Linked DNA regions of Mus musculus: region 2 is linked to region 1. Evidence: chromatin loops called from intact Hi-C (ENCODE). Cell type or tissue: heart. All regions are shown on one strand. Each heading gives the region's core, and the rest is flanking DNA. Links, peaks and the distances in the headings are about the cores only.

Region 1 (7,725 bases), core at 3,449-5,948:
AAACGGTGCAAGGGTTGGGGGTGGGGACGTTTATGGGGAATTCCCTCTGCAGTTGTCTACAGAGCCATTCAGCCCCTTTGCATTTACAGAACTGTTTGCGTCATTGGGATGCTTTAAGCGGCACCATCTCTCCAAGATGGGTTGTAAGTTCCTGTTTTGTAAGTAGTGTTTCTTTCTTCACAAGACAGCTCTAAAAAGGTCAGAAGTCTACTCTTTTGAGTGGTACTGTTCTGCTTTGGTTTTAAATGTCATCATCTTCTTCAGTGTTTAGATAGTGTTAGCTATAATAAAACTAATGGCATAGCATTAACTGAACACTTACTGTGCCGGCAGGCTTTGCAGTGCATCGTGCTTTAATCCTCACTCCACGAAGAAGCTGTAGGCTTTGGCAGGGTGAGTTCTTCTTAGATGGTTTGGACTTGAGGCTTATTTCTGTCATTACTAGCTCTTTGACCTTGGGCAAGTTATTCAACAGTAAATGATCTGTACAATGGGGCTTCTTATGGTTCCTGTGCAGCCTATCCAAGGCAGCATGAGGACGGGACTTGAATTGATACCTGGAACACTTTTGCTGATGTACCCAGTTTATGGTTTGGCCTGTGACAGCCGTTATTTATACAGAGCAACAGAATTATTGATCCACTGGCCAAATGACAAAACAAAAATTTAAATGAAGTCATCTGCCTCAGGTCACATACCGAAAAAAGGGATGGCCTCCCACATCTGCACGGTGGTGACTGAGACCATCGTTTCTTGTGCCATGTACGCCTAGGTGGGCAAGTTTGAAAAATACACCACATGGACTTGTCTTTGAGCCTGGGCTCTGCAGGACCATATGCTAAAGTGGGCTAGAGAAGTCTCATCTTTTAGCAATTTTCAAGTAGATCTTTCTCTGTGAATGGTCCCTCTCTAGACCCCATCTCTTAGCAGGAGTTGACAGTATTGGCAGACTGATGGGATGCTCGCCAGAGTGATTAGTTGTTTTGCCTTGAAACCTATTTCCAACGCCTCAGAGAGACGAGGCCCATCTGCTATGGTAACTTCCCAGAAACTCATCGCCTGGAGATCAAAAGTAGGATTTTGGAGCCAGACAGGCCTGGGTTTGTATCACTGGGTTTGTATCAATTGATGTTGGGATGGTGCCTCACGGTTTTCCTCCTTTGAGATGCGGTCTCACTATGTAGCCTTGGCTGGTCTGGAACTTGCTATGTAGGCTAGGTTGGCCTCAAACTCATGGAGGTCCACTTAACTCTGTCTCTCTAGTGCTGAGATGAAAGGTGTGCAGCACCATACCCAGTTCAGGGTTTCACATTTTTGTGGGTTAGTCTGTGTGTGTAAAATGGGGTGGTTTCGCGTCTACTTCCTGGAGTTAAGGGTTGAGTGAGGTCTCACATAGCACTAACAACAGCAGAGTATAAGAAGCTTGAACTTCAGGTTGATCAATGGCTACTAATAGTTTAAGTCCTAAGATTACCAATAACATTATAGGGCTTTTATGTATAGCTGATGCACACCATCTCTGTTTTCGGTGGCAGATATATTCCAAGGCCCCAGTAGACTCCCAAGATCCTGGGGGTTACCGACTCCTGTGTACACCTGTGTATACATGGGCACAAACCACATGCCATCCCCTTAAGGCCACCCACATGCTGTGTGACTTTTGCAATTTGAAATGCTACAGGGAAACTAATTTTTTTTTCCTTTACAGTTACAAAGGTGGGGTTGTTCTTGTCATCTTATTTATAAATACATCCCCTTGTTGCTTTTGTTCCTTATTAAGTCCTGACCTTTACATCTTCACTTAAAGGAAACCCTCTTACTATTCTCTGTGACATATTACACTGGCTGGCATCACTACTCTTGTGCTTTGGGGCCATAATGAGATAAATCAAGGCTATTGGAACACAAATACTGCAAAACGTTGGTAGTTAGTAAAGCCAAGATGGCTGCTATGTAACTATTGGGAAGGTAGTATGTAGAGTGTGGTCACAGCAGACCAAGGGATATTCACATCCTAGATGAGAGTCAGTGGAATGGAATGAGATTTCAATTCACTACTCAGAATAGCTTGTAATTTAACATTTGAATTGCTTATTTCTGGAATTTTTAAAAATATTTTTAGCTCAAAGTTGATCACCAGGTAACTGAAAAGGAGACTGAAACAAAGAGGGAGTGCCATGTTTCAATTCTCCGAATGAATCACTGACATTTGGTTTCATCCGGTGTTTTCTGTTGGAGACCGCAGGTTAGACAGAGCACTGCCTGGGAGCACTGCCTGATTGTCACTAGGCTCATGGGATGACCAACCAGGGATTTGAAGTCTCTCTGCCTTTTGTATCTCTCATCTTGAGTTAAAAGCAAATGCTGACTATTCAATTAACACCACCAGTGAGAATACTCTAGAATCTATTATCTTTACTGTCTAGGAAAACAACAGAGCCCAGACCTTTACTGTGAGCTCTGGGCTGGTTTATCAATTCTATATTTGGCTTCTCTACAAGATAGTTTATAAACCTGGCCCAAACAGAATTTCCCATATGCTCCTTCAAGCTGGTTCAAGTCTCTGCTTTCAGTAAATAACAATATCTATTGTTTTGCACAGGGAAAAAATAGCTAAAGCTGCCTTTATCTGTTTTGTTTCCTCTAGCCTGCCAATCACCAAGCCCTGTGCATTCTTCCTCCTGTAGCTCTCCTGAATCCCTTGCTTTTTCTCCATCCCATTCCTGTGACTGGTCCAGGCCTGGCCTGCCCTGCAACATCACCTTCACCTCACCTGCTGACCCCTGTGCTGCTCTAATCCTATTCTTTTTCTATCACAGGCAGATGGTCTCTTAAAGACACTCCCCTGTGTGAACCCTTCTAGATCTCAATCTTTTTCATAATAGACAGAGCCCTATCTATCTATATGCCTGCCTGCCTGCCTGCTACCTGCCTGCCTGCCTGCCTGCCTGCTGCCTGCCTGCCTGCCTGCCTGCCTGCTGCCTGCTGCCTGCTACCTGCCTGCCTGCCTGCCTGCCTGCTGCCTGCTGCCTGCTACCTGCCTGCCTGCCTGCCTGCCTGCTGCCTGCTGCCTGCTGCCTGCTGCCTGCTGCCTGCTGCCTGCCTGCCTGCCTGCTGCCTGCTGCCTGCCTGCCTGCCTGCCTGCCTGCCTGCCTGCCTGCTGCCTGCTGCCTGCTGCCTGCCTGCCTGCCTGCCTGCCTGCTGCCTGCTGCCTGCTGCCTGCTGCCTGCTGCCTGCTGCCTGCTGCCTGCTGCCTGCTGCCTGCTGCCTGCTGCCTGCTGCCTGCTGCCTGCCTGCCTGCTGCCTGCCTGCCTGCTGCCTGCTGCCTGCTGCCTGCTGCCTGCCTGCCTGCCTGCCTGCCTGCCTGCCTGCCTGCCTGCCTGCTGCCTGCCTGCCTGCTGCCTGCTGCCTGCTGCCTGCTGCCTGCTGCCTGCTGCCTGCTGCCTGCTGCCTGCTGCCTGCTGCCTGCCTGCCTGCCTGCTTGCTTGCCTGCTGCCTGCTGCCTGCTGCCTGCCTGCTTGCTTGCCTGCTGCCTGCTGCCTGCCTGCCTGCCTGCTGCCTGCTGCCTGCTGCCTGCCTGCTGCCTGCCTGCCTGCCTGCCTGCCTGCTGCCTGCTGCCTGCTGCCTGCTGCCTGCTGCCTGCTGCCTGCTGCCTGCCTGCCTGCTGCCTGCTGCCTGCTGCCTGCTGCCTGCTGCCTGCTGCCTGCTGCCTGCTGCCTGCCTGCCTGCCTGCCTGCCTGCTTGCCTGCCTGCCTGCCCATCCACCTGCTTGCCTGCTGCCTGCTGCCTGCCTGCCTGCCTGCCTGCCTGCTTGCTTGCCTGCCTGCCTGCCCATCCACCTGCTTGCCTGCTGCTGTACCTGCTGCTTCTGGATCTAGTAAGGTGGGTTCCCTTTGAGTATACAGCTGCCTTTCCTGGGAGTTGTCTCTTCTATCCCTGCTCCCTGAGACCATTTCTCCCCTACTTCCAGTCTTGGCACAAGTAAACATTTCTCCAAATGAGAATATCCCATCAGTGTGCTTGCACCCAAGCCAGGCTGACCACTTCATTACATGCTTGCCACCCTTGTATGGAATTCATCAGACTTGCAAGCACTTGCTTACTATCCATTTTTTTTTTTTTTTTTTGCTTACTTGTAAGGTCCACAAGAGTTTGCATTTTGTTTTAAACTAGGCTGATACCACTGGAATGTGGGAGGATGGTTCCTGTGTTGCCTGTTAGGGAATCCTGTGTGGTAGCTGCCTGACTTCTTGCTATCAAGGCTCCTATTCTCTTGTCTCCTGTACAGCAGCTAGTTTTAGAAAATAAAGTTTGCTTCTAGTTCTGAGGCCTTGGGGTTGTGTTTGTTATCACCCAGGCTGGGGACTTTCCTCGTCTGTGCAGAACAGAAGGCATCAGGAAGCTGGAAGGCAAGCCTTAGTGGCAGTAGCAGGGAGCAAGAGTTACTTTGGAATGAGCAGGTGACCTATGTGTGGTGCTCCACAATCGGGAAAACCTTGCGAGACCCATGGAGAGAAGCAGAGTGTTGCTGTGGTGACAGAGATGGCATTTTTCTGCTGGAACCTGGTGGGTGAATGTGCAGAGCGGTTTCTATTTGATCCGGAACTGTAAAAATATGGCATTTAAAAACTCTCAAGGGTTTTGGAGTTACATTCACACCTACAGTTGCAGCCTGGTCATCTGGGCAGAACTGTGTGGGTTTCTATTTAAAAGCTCTAGAGTTCAGCAATCACCACAGGGGCAAGCGCAGATGGCTGTGCCTTGCCAAGTTCCAGGGCTCAGTACACACCATGGGGCTGAAATGCTGCCAAAGTCACTCTTCTGTTTTGACAGTGACAAGAGTGGTTGGAGGCTCTGGGCTTCCTTTGCTTTCCCCAAACTGTTGTGGCACAGCCCTGCTCTTGGCCTGGCAGAACGAAATAGAATAGTGCTATAAAAATAGTAAGCAGCACTTGCACAGCCCTGGAGTTCCATGTACTGTCTTGGCTGGTCTTCACACTCAGAATCGATTATTTCCGATTATCAGTTGATGGAGGGTGGGGGTGGGTCAGGTGAGGGGGAGCTGAAGTTTCAAGAGGTTGAGATATGTCCCTGATCACATAACTTCTGGTGAGAGCTATGACTCATCTGTGCCTGGAGCTTCTCTTCTCCATCCTCCTTCACACATTAGGGAACTGAGACACAGAACAATTCCTTTGCCAGTTGGATTCTGATGGGACTTTTGACTCCAGAGTCCAAGCTCTTAGTGAACCTTTTGGATTTCAAGATGTTCAATCCTCCTGACAAGACACCATGACACCTTATAACATTTTAGAGGTGAATCTGCACCAAAGAATTGGAGGAGTCCATCCTTTCAAACCTGCTTTGAGAGAATTCCACAGTCTCTGAGAAACATAGTTCAGATATTCCATCCTTCTACATGGAGTCACTATGTAGTCGAGGCAGGCTGCATATGACTTATGAACCTAAGAGGGAGTGGTGGGAAACATGAGAGTTAACAGTCATGTCAGAGGTACACTGCCTTGAGGCAGTGTCTCATGTAGCCTAGGCTGGCCCAAACTTTATTCATTGTGTAGCTAAGGATGACCTTGAATTCTTGGTTGTCTTGCCTCCACTTCTCAAGTGCTGATATAGGCATACACCACCACCATGCCTAGCCCAAAGTTCAGAAACAAAACTCATGATAAAGCATTGCTTTTGTATCAAAAGCAACATAGGGTCTGTGTAAAAAAAAAAAAACAACAAAACCAAAACCAAACAAACAAAAACAGCAGCAGCAACAACACATATGCATGCATGCATGCACTCATGCACACACACACACACACACACACACACACACACACACACACACACACTGCTCTAAACATAGGGCTGTGGACAGAGCTGAGTGATAGAGTACTATGTGCTCAAGGCCCTGGTTCAATTCTCAGTGCCAGGGAAAGAAGCACATTGTTTGCTCTCTCTGCCTGTGAGAGTTAGGCCATTGAATATTATAAATTAGACAGCCATGCTTCAAAGATACTATGAAGTGCCTTCTCTGGGAAGGAGTATGGCTATATAAGATAGCATATGGCTGATGTATTCATCCAACCGTGCCTGGCTTTGGATCTGAGGACCCTCACAGCAGCCCTGTCTGTCTCTGGGCCAGCACTGTAGCAGTTGGGCCTAGTATGCAATGTTTCCTGGCCAGCACAGATATGCCTGGGTAACATGCATCTCGACAACTGCACATGCCTGCTGCACTCATGTTCTGTACAGTCCTGGATCTGGCCCTGGGGCGCTCTTACTGACAGCCCTGGATACATACAGACAGTGCTTTGCTTTTCGACTCTTTACTATAGACAACTCAGATACAACAGTCTACTTTCTATCTGCCCAAAGCAACCATCGAGTGTCAATTTCTTGTCTGTTTAGCATCCAGCCACGCCTCTCTCGGGTCACTTTGAGTGGATGGTGCCTTACATACTTAAAGAATCCCTAGTCAAGAATTACATCTAGAGTCACTTGACCTCATTTAAATGTCCCTTGCTCCCCTAATTACCATCATCAGGCTAGTGGTTTGCAGTCCACAGCCCTGGCTTTGCCACCTCTGCCTGGGTTTGAATTCTAACTTTAGTTCCCTTTGTTGAGCCTTGAGTTACTTCATTTACATTGATCCTAGTAGGATTTTGTCTGACATACTCTTAAAAAATATTTACCTGAATGATCACAGCTGGGAAATATTTAGGAAAAGAAGGATAAAGATTTTTATATCTCAGATAGATAGGAAATCTGTTGTTATTGTTCCAAGTGGCTGGTTGGGAATTCTCCTGTTCTGTCCACACAAGAAATCACACACAGAGCAAGGGCAGCTCCTGGGTCCCTGGTGCTTACAAACAGGGTTTCTAAATATGGAGATTTAGAAATGCCACACACGAGAGTGAGAGGCTTATGGCTCTACCCTTCAAAGCCAGAGGCGTATTGCTCTGGGATAGGAACTCTGACATCCCACAGCTTCTGAGCTTCAGGACTCTTAGCTCTTTAACCCTTGGCTTCTCTCTCAAATACTTCTCAGGAGCTAGGCATGCAATCCTTCTAGCCTACACTCTCATCTCTGCTTATCTGCAGCCCCCATGGGCTCAGCTTTCAACTGTCCTTCATTGGTTTAGCCTCTTGCAGTTTATCTATCCTTAGGCATTCTTTGAGACTCTTCAGCCACCTCCCGGTGTTAAAGCTTAGAGCTTCAGCTAATGGGGTCTTTAGCTCTTGGTGGCTTTCTGAAGCTCTTGCTTCTCAGCATTAGGGACTTGGGGTGCCTAGCTGTTGTACTTCTTGGTAAATCTAAGCCGTCTCCTGGCCACTGGTGCCACCACTACTGCTTTTCCCAGGGCCAGTAGTTCTGGCTTCCTGCTTGCTCTTTGTTCAGCCAACCGAGCCTGTGATAGAGAGCACCAGCCGATAAAACATTCAAGAAAAGACTCTGCTATGCTTAACGTACATCGGTGGTGGTAGATGACTATGAGACCTCCCAAACTAACCATAAAGTGGTGGCAAGCAACCTGCTTATATAGTTAGAAGAGGGGACTTGGCACACTTTTGCTTGGAGTATAATTCCACCAATCACAGCCTTGTAGATTTACAGTTTCCCATTCTGCCAACACAATCATCACATAAGCTCAATCACAAACCTTATGCAGATACAACCCCTCTTCTGTCAATCATGGGCCTTTTGCAAGACACGGG
Region 2 (7,725 bases), core at 2,261-4,760, 80 kb after region 1:
AACTAAAAGTAGCACTTGGTAACTGTCTTAGTTAGGGTTTTACTGCTGTGAACAGATACCATGACCAAGGCAACTCTTGTAAGGAAAACATTTAATTGGGGCTGGATTATAGGTTCAGAGGTTCAGTCCATTACATCATGGCAGAAACATGGCAGCATCTAGGTAGGCATGGTGCAGGAGGAGCTGAGAGTTCTACATTTTCATCTGAAGGCTGCTACAGAATACTGGCTTCCATGCAGCCAGGATGAGGGTCTTATTTCCCAAATCCACAGTGACATATCTACTATGGCAAGGCCACACCTATTCCAGGAACAGAGCCATACCTTTTAATAGTGCCACTCCCTGGACTGAGCATAACAAACCATCACAGTAACTAAGAGAAAGCAGAAAATGTTATTTAAAGATGCATATGCCGTGTGTGTGTGTGTGTGTGTGTGTGTGTGTCTGTGTCTGTGTCTGTGTCTGTGTCTCTGTGTGTGTGAGTGGTAATCATATGACTGATTAACTATCTCTTTGGGAGACCCAGATACTCAATACTTATAGATCATTGCTTTAGCATAATTATTGACATTGTTTTGATTAACTTGTAAACCTTTAGACCTATTGGGTCCAGTGTAATGGTGCATCACTTACTTTTCACTGCTGTGATAAAAAACAATGACAAAAAAAGCAAGATAGGGAAGAAGAGGTTTACTTTACTTTCAGGTCCAGAGGGGACAGAGTCCTTCATGCTGAGGAAAACATGGTAGCAGATCGTGAGGCTAGCCTGGCTGTCAGGAAGCAGATCACATTTCAACCCCAAGGAAGGAGGAGGGAAGGAGGAAGAAAAGGAAGGAGGAATGGAGAGAGAGACAGAGAGACAGAGAGACAGAGAGACAGACACAGAGAGAGAGAGAGAAAGAGAGAGAGAGAGAGGGAGAGAGAGAGAGAGAGAGAGAGAGAATATCAAGCAGGGCCAACCTAAAAATACCTGCAGTGGTTTACCTCCTCTTACAGCAAGGCTCCCAGTAGCCTTCCCAACAGCACCATCAGCTGGGGGCTACATTTCCCATTACACAGACTGTAGGGGGCATTGCTCATTCAAACCACCATGGCTGGCTTGATACTGGGTGCAATTAATGTGGCATTGCAATGTCCAGCATGCATTCCAGGGATAGACTGAACTGGGGTGATGAGGGAATGAAGAAATGACAGACAGACAGACAGACAGACAGACAGACAGACAGAGAAACTAGGGTCAGGTGTGGTCTTGTCTGTATGGCAGAGAAACCTCGGTACCCTGAAATCTCAGTGTGTTTATTGTAAACAGTTGAACAGGGAGGTGGGATTGTTATACCACTGAACAAGGAGGCAGATACAGATAATCTTCATAGGAGCAGTTTCTGTAGTGGAGCAGACTTACGGCTGTAAGCATCCATGGGAAGAAAGCTACAGTGGGCATTTTCTGTAGCATTTTCAACATCTGCACGCAGACAGGAAGAAGGCTTTGTCATCCTTCTGAGCCTCTCCCTGGTTGGAGGATGAGGTAGGGCTTTGCGGTTTTTCCATGGGTCTGAGGCCAGGGTCCTTGACACGGATGGCTCATGTCAACCACAGACATTTACCCAGGACTTCCTACACTGCAGGCTTCCTCCACTCCCCACACGGAATGATCAAATAAAGCCAGCTAACACAGCCATCACCTTGCTCACCTATCATTCTTCTAAGACATTTGAAAGTTGCTGTTAGTTATTCTGAAATGCACATTACAGTTGACTATAGTTCTCAACTGTGTGATGGGGCTCAGAGCTCTTTGAACCTTGGTGCTCTGAGGTCAGGAACTCCCAGCAAGTCCCTCTCTGTGCCCAGCTTCTGGTAGCTTCTTCTCACAACTTGAGTTCCACTTTATTAGACTCCCACCCCATCCCCAGTAAGTGAGATCTCTGTGTGTCACTTGCCCTTCTGTGTCTGGCTCATCTCCACTAGCATATCTTTCATGTTCATCCATTTTGTTATGGTGACAGGTTTCCCTATTTTTAAGTGAACAGAGCAGTTCACCTCTTTATGTACACACTTAAATCCCTTCCTCCCTTCACTGGACAACTAAGCTTCCACATCTTTCCTGCTGTGAATATCGCTGCACCGAATACAAGTGTGGGGATCTCCCCTCAGCATCCTGACTTCATGTCCTTTGTGTACTCAGAACAGGGATCCCATGCTTATCCTGTGTTCCTTTTTAAGTATATGAGAGATCCATTTTCAGCATCTGCCTGGTGCTTGTTAGCTTTCATCATTTGGGAAAGGACTAGCAGATACTTCATATGGACACATAGGGTGTGAGACTCTGCAAGCTGGGGGTTGGAGCAATGGCCCAGATGACAGCTGTGCCATGCACCTTTCTGGAAGCATAGCAGAATATCATTAATCGTGTCGGGGTGGGCTCTCTATCATGGCATGGGTCTTAAGCTGGGCCAGTCATTGGTTGACTATTTCTTCAATCTCTGCTTCATCTTTACCCCTACAGATCCTGTTGGCAGGAGAAATTATGGGTCTAAGATTTTGTGGCTGGGCTGGTGTCCCAGTCCCCCCATTGGTCTTTTCTGGCCACAGGAGGTGGCCATTTTAGGCTCCATATCCCTCACGGCTAGGAGTCCCAGCCAGAGCCACCCTTATAGATTTCCAGGAGCCTCCATTATCCTAGGTTTCTAGCTCATCCAAGAGATGCCCCCGCCCCACCCCACCCCCAATTCCAGTTCTCCCTGCCCATACTCTCTCCAAAGTACAGGGTAACCATGCTACAATCCGCAGACCTGAGGAAGTTAAGTTACAAGAAAGGCTGGGCTTGAATCTCACTGAGAAGGAGAGATAGAGTGGACATTAGGGGTGAATAGAGGGAGGGAATGGAGTGGGAGAGGGGTTGGGGAGGGGAGCAGGAAGGACTTGGCTGATTTAACTTCTGAGATGTGATTTCATGACAATTGGGTTCAACCAAGAGTCCTTAGTTATCGAGACTAAGGCAAAACCAAAGAGTTTGGGTTATCCTTAATCCCATGTAAACTCCCAAAAGCACCCAGAGATGTGAGCAGGACGCCCCACCTCCCAACCCCTATTCAACAGAGGCAGGAGGCAGCTGGAGTCATGTGGGCTGCAGGCTTAGTGAGTGCTTCAGAGGGAGAGAGGAAGGGAGAAACTGACTTGATTCAGGAAATGCGGGAGTGTCTGGAGAGTGAATGGACAAGACGGTAATCAGCGCAGGGCTGGCTAATTGAGACAGCAGATGAAGGGCAGCAGGCTGCTTTCCAGACCCAGTTTAACAGGAGAGGGAAGGGAGATCTAATAGGAAGCCATGGAGACTTTTAAAATAAGCAGATAACGGCTGGGAGGCAGGCCGACTCCATTCATTCACAGACAGCCTCATGGAGAAAGCAGATTAGATCCCAGGACTTTCTTCACACTTGGGCTGACCGCATCCAAAGGCCTCCGCTCACCCTCTTGCTCTTGGCTCCTCTTAGGACCATTTCTGAAGGTTAAAAGGGTCTACAAGGCTAAAAAGGGGATGACATAACCTGGTGGTGCCAGACACATGGCTGCCTGCCACAGCCAGATGCCAACAGTGGAGGCTCAGAGCTGTCCAAGGCTGCCAAGCCCTTGGGGATCCGCATTATATAAGGTGGTGGCTGCCAACTACCTGTACATGGAACTAAGCCAGGGTCAGAGAATCTGGGGCAGGTCCGCAAGAAACTTGCCTAAGCCTTTTTGCCGGGAGCTATTTCTTAGATGGAGAGGTTTAAAACATGGAAGGAAGCCACAGAAACAAAACTAATTTAGAACAGAAAAAATAGCTTGCAAGGAAGTCTAGGTTTATGAAGATGGCTCAAACAAAGCAATTAGCTACTGAAAGACCAGAAGTCAAGATACTCAAGGTTGCTGTTGCATCTTCCTAGCAATCTTCTCACTTGATTGGCTTATTCTCAAAGGTGTTCATCTATCTGATGACATCATCATTTCAGAAGTCAAAAATAACATTGCTTTTTTTCTTTTAATGCATAGTAGGTTGTACATGTGTGCTGCATAGACATGAGTGTGCCGAGGTATAAGCCTGCATGAGCACAGATGAAGAGAGCCAGCAGAGGACATTGGGTGTGTATGCCTTCGTTGCTCTTCATTCTAGTGCCTTGAGGTGAGGGTTTCTCATGGAATCTGGAGGTCACCGATTTGGCTAGGGTGACCAGCAAACTCTTGGGGTCTGCCTGTCTCTGGACACTCCCTCCTACACCTTCCCCCTCCTACTGTGCTATCTATGGTTACAGGTACACACAGCTTTGACCAGCCTTTAACATGTGTATAGGGGATTTGAACTCCAGGTTTACTCTTACCCATTAAACCATTTCCCTAGCTCATTAGTTTTAAAGGGAGTCTATGGCTTATGATTCAAGGTTCACATATTTTGGAGTCTACAAGATAAGTCTAGCTGCCCACATCACCCTCCCCCTCAACCTTGCTTTCTCTGTTATTTTCCATCTCGAGTGGGTGTCTCACAATTTCTGGCTTTGGAACCAGCCTAGCTAGTAGTTACTCATGAAGGAGGCACATAAGACCATCTTCCTCCTTAATTCCCACAAGGGTGTCCATTTGTTCTCATGGGTTTGCTTAGCTATCTCATTCACATCATTGATCTGATGCTTTCTTTTATTCGGTTGGTTTTACTCACACAGGTGTCACAAAGGATGTTGATGAATACACAGGTGCCCCTTTGTGATGTGGTAACACAAGTAGGACCATAAGACACAGAGCCATGGGAGTCCATTTCTGTCTGAAAGCTTTATAGAGCCTTCAGGGGTGGACTTTTATTCCTCTTATGTGCTAGAAGTATTTTTATTGTCCTTATTAGCTTGTCTACTGAGAGCAGGAACCAATAATTATTCAGTTCTTTTCTCCCAGGTTTCAGCTGCAGTGTCTATAATCTACAGTCCCTTGTTATTCCTGGCCAGACAGAATGCGGTGTCCTCACCATCCATCCCTCTAGGGTTTCATAGCTATAAAAGAGATGCCAGGCCAATTTCTTTGCAGAAAAAAATTTATAGGCATCACTTTCACATGTGATGTACGGTGTCTATTCCTTACTGATGGGCTTATCACACCCATTAAAATGTGTTCTGCTATGTCACATTTCTGGTGTGCTTTTGTTTACAAATTTAAATTTCCCAACTACAGTTGAGGGGAAAAGGACACATTAAACATATATACATCAGCATGAACTTGGAAAGTGTAACACTCTCAGAAAGTTGCATAATATTTCATTCACCATTATCACCCACATTTTGAATTGTTTCATAGAAAAGGCCAATTGTTTTAGGTTAATTCTTAATCTTGGATTTTTTAAATTGTCTTTTAGCTTATGATTTGAAGATCCTTAGAGAAACATTTTCTAAGTTTTAAGCTACCATCTGAAGATTGGTTTATTCTAGTTTAATATATGGACAGCCTATTTCCTTGACCTTTAGAGGTGGATTAGGAAGAAATATAAAAGGGCTTTCTCAGATGCCCATCAAAACAGCACTACTAGCCAGCACTCAGCTGCTGTGCCAGAATTCAGAAAGCAGAGGCAGATGATATCTGTGAGTTTGAGGCTAGCTTGGTCTACATACCAAGTTCCAGGCCAGCCAGGGCTACAGAGGCAGATCCTGTCTCAAAAACAAAACAAAACAAAACCCCAAAACAAAAACAAAAAACCCTAAACCAACCAACCAACCAACCAACCAACCAACCAACCAAAGCTACACCACTAAGCACAGCTGAATTGGTCCCCCTTGCTCCTGGGTGACAGATTCCTGTTTGGCATTATCGGGGCAGCTAGCCCCTGCTTCACGGGCAGTAGCAAGCACCTGCTCTATGAATCCCCCTGCTTTTGGAGTAGGTTTGTGAATCACTGAGCTCAGCCCTTCATACTGACTTACAGATGTCTATTGTACTTTCCGTGTCAGCCCCACCCTTGCCCCGTGGGCCCATTGCCTCAGTGACCACTAGACAGAACACAAAACTCACTGTGGCTCTGCCCACGCTTTGCCTGTGAGACTCAACCTGTTTTTCAAAACCCTTTTTAAAAAATTTCTGTACTAAGTAACAAATTTCCTTATGACAAGTTCATGCATATTTCATTTGATCGAACACCCCTTCAGCACCCCCATCTCTCTGCCACACTTCTGTATCCCTTTATTCCCCCAGATTTCCACTCCCCCCTTTTTAGTATTTTTATTAGATATTTTCTTTATTTACATTTCAAATATCCCCTTTCCTAGCTTCTCCTCTGAAAATTCCCTATCCCCACCACCTCCCTCTACTCCACAACCCACCCACTACTGCTTTCTAGTCCTGGCAATCCCCTATACTGGGGCATAGACCCTTCACAGGTCCAAGGGCCTCTCTTCCCATTGATGACCGACTAGGCCATTTTCTCTGCTAAATATGCAGCTAGATCCACAAGTCCCTCCATGTGTTTTCTTTGCTTGGTGTTTTAGTCGCAGGGAACTCTGGGGGTACTGGTTAGTTCATATTGTTGTTCCTCCTAGGGGGCTGCAAACCTCTTCAGCTCCTTGGGTTCTTTCTCTAGCTCCTTCATTGGGGACCCTGTGCTCTGTTCAATAGATGGCTGTGAGCATCTACTTCTGTATTTGTCAGGCACTGGAAGAGCCTTTCAAGAGACAGCTTTATCAGCTAGTTCTGATAAAGCTAGCTCCTGTCAGCTAGCTCTTGTTGGCATCTACAATAGTGCCTGGGTTTGGTGGTTGTTTATGGGGTGGATCTCCAGGTAGGGCAGTCTCTGGATGGTCATTCCTTCAGTCTCTGCTCAGAACTTTGTTTCTGTGACTCCTTCCATGGGTATTTTGTTCCCCTTCTAAGAAGGATTGAAGTATTCACACTTTGGTCTTCCTTCTTGAGTTTCATGTGGTTTATGAATTGTATCTTGGGTATTCTGAGCTTCTGGGCTAATATCCACTTATCAGTGAGTCCATATCATGTGTGTTCTTTTATGATTGGGCTACCTCACTTAGGATGATATCCTCCAGATCCATCCATTTGTCTATGAATTTCATAAATTTATTGTTTTTATTAGCTGCATAGTACTCCATTGTGTAAATGTACCACATTTTCTGTATCCATTCCTCTGTTGAGGGATATCTGGGTTCGTTCCAGCTTCTGGCTATTATAAATAAGCTAAACAAAGAATTCTCAACTAAGGAATACTGAATGGCTGAGAAGCACCTAAAAAATGTTCAACATCCTTAATCATCAGGGAAATGCAAATCAAAACAACCCTGAGATTCCACCTCACACCAGTCAGAATGGCTAAGATAAAAAACTCAGATGCTGACAGCAGATGCTGGTGAGGATGTGGAGAAAGAGGAACACTCCTCCACTACTGGTAGGATTGCAAGCTGTTACAACCACTCTGGAAATCATTTTGTCGGTTCCTCAGAAAATTGGACATAGTACTACCAGAAGATCCAGCAATACCACTCCTGGGCATATACCCAAAAGATGCTCCAACTTGTAATAAGGACACATGCTCCACTGTGTTCATAGCAGCTTTATTTATAATAGCCACTTCCTCTTTAGTATCCCCTGTCTTCTATTGTGTTTCCCGACTCTTCCCTAAGCCCCTCCCATCTCTTCTCTAAGCCCCTCCCTGAGGTTCTCAGGCCCTGACTCGATTTCTGTTCTTTAGTTTGTAGCATGCTTGAAGGA

Evidence for each region. A loop is a pair of places that touch in the nucleus more often than their neighbours do. Peaks named below come from ENCODE experiments on the same cell type or tissue, not always from the same donor. Only the 100,000 strongest peaks of a DNase experiment are listed, where the experiment ranks them.
Region 2: it touches region 1 in a loop (4-fold over the local background); 3 of 42 quality-filtered maps call a loop at or near these places.

The regions. Positions count from the first base shown.
Region 1 is chr6:49,586,662-49,594,386 of GRCm38, forward strand. No RefSeq gene overlaps it. Among named protein-coding and RNA genes, the nearest start is that of Gm31226, 43 kb to the right of the region's middle. In heart, for the core only: no CTCF peak of the experiment used is centred there; a DNase peak (open chromatin) is centred at 4,780.
Region 2 is chr6:49,667,610-49,675,334 of GRCm38, forward strand. Gm31226 (a long non-coding RNA gene) reads left to right here. Exons shown (of 5, transcript XR_377650.2): 3 at 4,033-4,119; 4 at 7,706-7,725. Among named protein-coding and RNA genes, the nearest start is that of Gm31226, 38 kb to the left of the region's middle. In heart, for the core only: no CTCF peak of the experiment used is centred there; a DNase peak (open chromatin) is centred at 3,562.